Linked DNA regions of Homo sapiens: region 2 is linked to region 1. Evidence: read pairs that join two places in POLR2A ChIA-PET (ENCODE). Cell type or tissue: MCF 10A. All regions are shown on one strand. Each heading gives the region's core, and the rest is flanking DNA. Links, peaks and the distances in the headings are about the cores only. Region 1 overlaps IRAK1 (interleukin 1 receptor associated kinase 1). Region 2 overlaps GAB3 (GRB2 associated binding protein 3).

The links. ChIA-PET counts read pairs that join two places held together with the same protein. Peaks named below come from ENCODE experiments on the same cell type or tissue, not always from the same donor. Only the 100,000 strongest peaks of a DNase experiment are listed, where the experiment ranks them.
Region 2: POLR2A ChIA-PET joins it to region 1 with 5 read pairs; 1 of 35 experiments calls an interaction of 5 or more read pairs at or near these places.

What each region holds. Positions count from the first base shown.
Region 1 is chrX:154,008,938-154,011,853 of GRCh38, forward strand. IRAK1 (interleukin 1 receptor associated kinase 1) reads right to left here. Exons shown (of 14, transcript NM_001569.4): 14 at 1,570-2,916. Among named protein-coding and RNA genes, the nearest start is that of IRAK1, 9.5 kb to the right of the region's middle. In MCF 10A, for the core only: no CTCF peak of the experiment used is centred there; a DNase peak (open chromatin) is centred at 1,634.
Region 2 is chrX:154,734,057-154,736,972 of GRCh38, forward strand. The region is part of intron 1 of GAB3 (GRB2 associated binding protein 3); the gene reads right to left. Among named protein-coding and RNA genes, the nearest start is that of GAB3, 16 kb to the right of the region's middle. In MCF 10A, for the core only: no CTCF peak of the experiment used is centred there; DNase peaks (open chromatin) are centred at 455 and 1,825.

The DNA of each region.
Region 1 (2,916 bases), core at 417-2,916:
GATTAAACAGACCAACTAAAGGCAGAGATTGTCAGATTGTTTAAAAGAATAAGGCTGGGCTGGGTGCCACGGCTCACACCTGTAATCCCAGCACTTTGGGAGGCTGAGGCGGGCAGATCACTTGAGGTCAGGAGTTCGAGACCAGCTTGGCCAACATGGTGAAACCTTGTCTCTACTAAATAAAAATATAAAAATTAGCTGGGCGTGGTGGCACACACCTGTAGTCCCAGCTACTATGGAGGCTGAGGCAGAAGAATCGCTTGAACCTGGGAGGCGGAGGTTGCAGTGAGCCAAGATTGCACCACTGCACTTCAGCCTGGGTGACAGAGTAAGACTCTTGTCTGAAGAAAAAAAAAAAAAAAAAAAAAGCCGGGCACAGTGCCTCATACCTGTAATCCCAGCACTTTGGGAGGCTGAGGTGGGTGAATCACCTGAGGTCAGGAGTTCGAGATCAGACTGGCCAACATGTTGAAACCCCGTCTCTACTAAAAATAGAAAAATCAGTCGGGCGTGGTAGCGGACGCCTGTAATCCCAGCTACTCGGGAGACTGAGGCAGGAGAATCACCTGAACCTGGGAGGCAGAGGTTACAATGAGCCGAGATCGCACCATTGCACTGCAGCCTGGGTGACAAGAGCGAAACTCCATCTCAAAAAAAAAAGTAAATATACAGACAGCCAGGGACAGGTGCAGTGGCTCACACCTGTAATCTAGCACTTTGGGAGGCCGAGGCGGGCGGATCACTGGAGGTCAGGAGTTCGAGACCAGCCTGGTCAACATGTGGAAACCCTGTCTCTATTAAAAATACAAAAAAATTAGCCGGGTGTGGTGGTGGGCACCTGTAATCCCAGCTACTCGGGAGGCTGAGGCAGGAGAATCACTTGAACCTAGGAGGCAGAGGTTGCAGTGAGCTGAGATAGCGCCATTGCACTGCAGCCTGGGCAACAAGAGCAAAACTCCATCTCAAAAAAAGAAAAAAAAAAAAGAATTTAAACAAGGTCACAGAATATACGGTTCATATGCAAAACTCAACCGCTTTTTTTTTTTTTTTTTTTTTTTTTGAGGCAAGGTCTCCCTCTGTTGCCCGGGCTGGAGTGCAGTGGTGGAATCATGGCTCACTGCAGCCTCAACGTCCTGGGCTCAAACTATCCTCCTGGGTCAGCCTCCTGAGTAGCTCAAACTACAGGCATGCACCACCATGCCTGGCTAATTTTTGTACTTTTTGTAGAGACGGGGTTTCGCCATGTTGCCCAGGCTGGTCTCAAACTCCTGGCCTCAAGTGATCTGCCCGCCTTAGCTTCCCAAAGCGCTGGAATCACAGGCGTGAGCCACCGTGCCCAGCATCAATTGCATTTCTGTATAATATCATGATGAACTAGAAAATCAAAGATACCATTTAGAATAGCATAAAAAACATGGACTACATCAGGAAAAACCTGACACGGGAAGTGCTGGGTGTGGCCAGCCCAGAGTAGTAACAAGACCCTGGACGCTCAAGAACCCTGAAGTGTAAGGCATCAGGAAAGCTCAAGGCTTTCGGTGCAACAAAGTCCACAAGTAGAGCCCGAGATTGCAACATACGTTTTTATTACTCAAGGACAACCTGGACGTCACCAATGCCCAGCTTCACGGGGGCATGTAGTGTGACTCACGGCTGAACACAAAATCACTGTGAAGCCTGTGCTACAGCCCTGGGCTACTTTTGGACACGCAAGAGGACACTCGGTTACATGAAACCTGACTTGCTTCTGAAGACATGTGATACATGTCTTTTCCCTGAAAATGTTTCCCTTCCCTGTCTGCCATGCTCCCAACTTTTCTGCCTTCCAGGGGCTTCTCACTGTCTGGGTAACTAGGTCTTGGGCCTAGCTAGACCTTGGGTAGTGGCCCCTCTGCCACAATCAGTGCCTGGGCCTGAGGCTGAGCTTGTGGCCTCCGAAGCCTGACCTGGCTCGGAGCTCGTCTGTGGCGCCCAGGGATGGCCTGGCTTGCAGGCCACCACATTAGGCCAGCTCGCAGGTCCCCAGTAAAGCCTGAAGACACTGGCCCGAGGTTGGAGGTGGGTGCTGCTCGACTTTCTGGAGGATCTCAGAATTCTCGCTTCTTGCTAGGACTGAACCATGAGACTTACAGCCATACTTCACTTTTCCCAGGGTTTTTCTTTTTGAAACAGGGTCTTGCTCTGTCACCCAGGCTGGAGTGCAGTCATACAATCATGACTCACTGCAGCCTCGACCTCCCAAGCATAAATGATCCTCCTACTTCAGCCTCCCCAGCAGCTGGGACCACAGGCGTGCGCTACCACGCCAGGCTAATAGTTTAAAAAATTTTTTGGCAGAGACAGGGTCTCATCATGTTGCCCTGGCTGGTCTTGACCTACTGGGCTCCAGCGATCCTCCTGCCTTGGCCTCCCAAAGTGCTGGGATTACAGGCGTGAGCCACCGCACCCGGCCACACTTTTCCAAATTGTAAGCAGGTAGGAGGGCCCTAGGCCTCGTCGGCCCCATTGTGCAGGGTGGCCACTGTCCAAAGAGATGGGCAAAGAGCTGCTGCCAGAGGCCTGGGCTGCAGACGCCCTGCATGGCTCTCAGGGGAGCCAGCTCCCTACTCCACACCCCTGCACAGCAGCCCCTCTCCTCCCCTCACGGGTCTGTGCAGCCAGCAGCCTCCCAACATGCGCCAGCCTCCTCACTGGATGATGCCAGCCTTCCTTGCCCCCAGATGCTGGCATGGAGGCAGGGTTCCACTCTGCCTGCCTATGCCCACAGAGCCTAGAACAGCAGGGCCACCTCCTTCTCTCCCCCGCGGGCATGGGCCCCCACCCCCACTGCCGGCAGAGTGCTGAGGACTCGTGCACCATGAGAACTTCTGACCATGAGAACTTTGACTTCCGGATTTGGGGGATCTGCCCAGGTGA
Region 2 (2,916 bases), core at 287-2,786, 720 kb after region 1:
AACCTCAGTTTAACTTCTAATTACACTGTTCTCCTGGCCAAAGACCCTAAACCACTGATTTCTTGTTAGCACTAAAAGCCACAATGTAACAGACTGGCTTCTTGTGAAATAGGAACCAAATACTGCCAGAACTGGAAGCCTCTAACAGGAAGTCATGACTTAGTGGTGAAATAACTAAAGAAAAGGAGGGGACAGAAAAGCAGCCATTCCCCTTTGGGGGCCTAGCTGTCACTTTGCTGCTGTTGCCTTTTAGTAAGTAATAGCCAAAGCTTTAGCTTGGTCTAGAGCATGGTGACGTTCTTATGTGCAAAGAAGGCAAAATAGGCTGAATTACTTGGATAGAAATTCTCCAGTGAAAGGCTACAAATATGAGTAAGTCAAACAAATAATCACTGTGCAGAATGCTAATGTTGTAACAGAGGGAAGTCCAGGGCCTAAGAGGGAGGATGGGAAGGTTTTCGCCCACACACTTTGCAGGTCAGTGGGACGTTCTTACAAGGCTCTACTTGGCAGGAAGACACTGTGTTTTCAGGCACTGGGCACAACCCACAAGGGAAGGAACCCCGACTTTGATGTAGCACACTGCAGGCCCTGGGGAGACAGCGCTGAGCAAGGCGCTCAGGGAGGGAGACAGACAAGTAAACAGAGGGGCTGCTTTGCAAGGGAAGGAAACTGACTTTGATCGCTGTTTCCACTCTAACGCTTGCCCTTAGCTACAGAGACAGCAGATCTGGAGCCACCCCAGCCAAGGCTTCCCAGCATGCTTTGAGCACATCCAGTCTGACTGAAGTGGGGGCTAACCTCCTATTATGCGATCTGGAAGCCTTCTCCACTCCAAGATTATCAAAATATTTTCCTATGTTTTCTTTTAATCTTCTATGTTGAATTACACATAAATGTGTATGTAATAAACAAAGCACAAAAAGAGCTTCTATGAGACGTTAAGATAAATATGAATGACCTAATTAATAGAAAAACATGGGCAAAATATATGAATCAGTATTTCACAGAAAAAGAAACAGAAATGGCCCCAAACTATATATCCATATCTAATTTTAAATGAGACATCTTTGTATATAAGCCTGGCAAAAATGTTCAAACATGTGCAATGTATCTTAATGTCATTCTTCATAATAACTAAAAATCAGAAAGAAACTAAATATCTATCAAAAGGTTGAATAAATTATGGTATGAATAAGCAAACCACACACATAAGCCCCTCCACCCCAGTCTACGCTTATATTTTGGCAATCTCCGCACTCTCATGTGCTGTGATTATTTGAGTGCCATTCCCTTCATCCCATTTACAAGTCGGAGTGAAATGAAAAGTCTATAACTCCAAAAGCAAATTTTCAAAACAATTAAATGCAGACTGTTCACAAGACATCTTCCCAGAATGGAGCCCATGGGGGTAGTTGGGGCTTTCACATCTCAGTACATGGCAACTCTATCCTTCCAGCTGCTCAGGCCAAGACACTGGAATTCTCGACTCCTTTCTTTCTCTTGCATAGAATAACCAATCCATCAGAAAATCTTACCGGTTCTACCTTTAGAATATACCCCTCTCCACGCATCTCACCTGTATCACTGCACTAGCCCCTCACCTGGTCTCCCTGCTTCTGCCCTGGCCCCTACAGCTTGCAGGCAGCTGCCAGAGTGATCCTGTTACAATTCACATCAAATCATGTCAGTTCTGTTCTCAGAACCCTCTGGTGTCTTCCTCCCTTACTCAGACGAAAAGCCAAAGGCTAAAGTAAGGCCTCTACTCACATCACCACTCTGACCTCATTTGCTCCATTCCTTACTCCCTGGGCTGCAGCCAAGCTCACTGCTCTTGGAACATTCCAGGCGTGTTCCTGCTTCAGAGGCTGTACATTGTCCATCCCCTCCCATGATTAAGGAGTGGGGTATGCCATTCCCAGACACTTTCAGCTCTCTAACATGCAAGCAAAATGGTCTCTAGTAGGCCAATAGCAATCTCCCAAACAGGAGCTGCCGCTGTTGGAAGTGAAAGCCCCCCAAAGTGGGGGAAGAGGAGCACATCCTCCAATATCTTTCCGTGGTACTAGTACTAGCGGTGCTAGTAATACAATATGAATTGGTCACCTTTATTGGCTACTTATGAAGTGCATTACATATAACTCACTTCATCCTCACAACAAACCCATGACGCAGGACATTAGTCAACCTTGACAAGAGCAGTTTTGATGGAGTGGTGGAGTAAACACTTGATTAGGAGCGAATGAGAAATAGAATCTCACCATTTGTAATCCTTAATGAATTAATCAATTTAAGCATTAAGCATCAGTGGCTGCTACAATCACAAAAAGGGAGACAACCAGATACGATTTTCCTCCTAATGGAAGTACAATAATACCACCTAGGAAGAGTTCATTATATTATTCTCTCAGAAAATAACAACATATTTGAGTGCTGACTGTTATCATCTAGAGCCAAGTGGATCCACATACTGCCATCTTCCAATTTAAAAAGAGTAAAATGCTAGACTTGAAGTTTTCTTTCTGCTTTTCTGTGGTGTGTACGTATTTTGGTGCTAAGATCTTAAAGTCTTGTATCCGATTCACGGTAAAGGTTTAAGGTATTCATCAAATGCAGGGGCAGGGAGAATAAGCCAGGGTTGGACCTGAGTGACCTCTCTGCCATTTAGAGAGCTTGTCCCAAAGCATTTGGCCTGTGGAGGAACCAGTCCAAGGATTTTTCCTATTAAGACTTCTAACCTGTGCACTTTATCCTCAATCTCACAAATACCTATTGGCAGAACTCATCTAAAACACACACTTCAGGCCCTAAAGATGTAGTTAGCCCTTTGGAAAATTGTTGACTTCGAGTCCATCTCATCACTTGGTTGTATTTCTTTCTTTATCAGGCCTGGGTCTGATAGCCTGGGTCACTGGT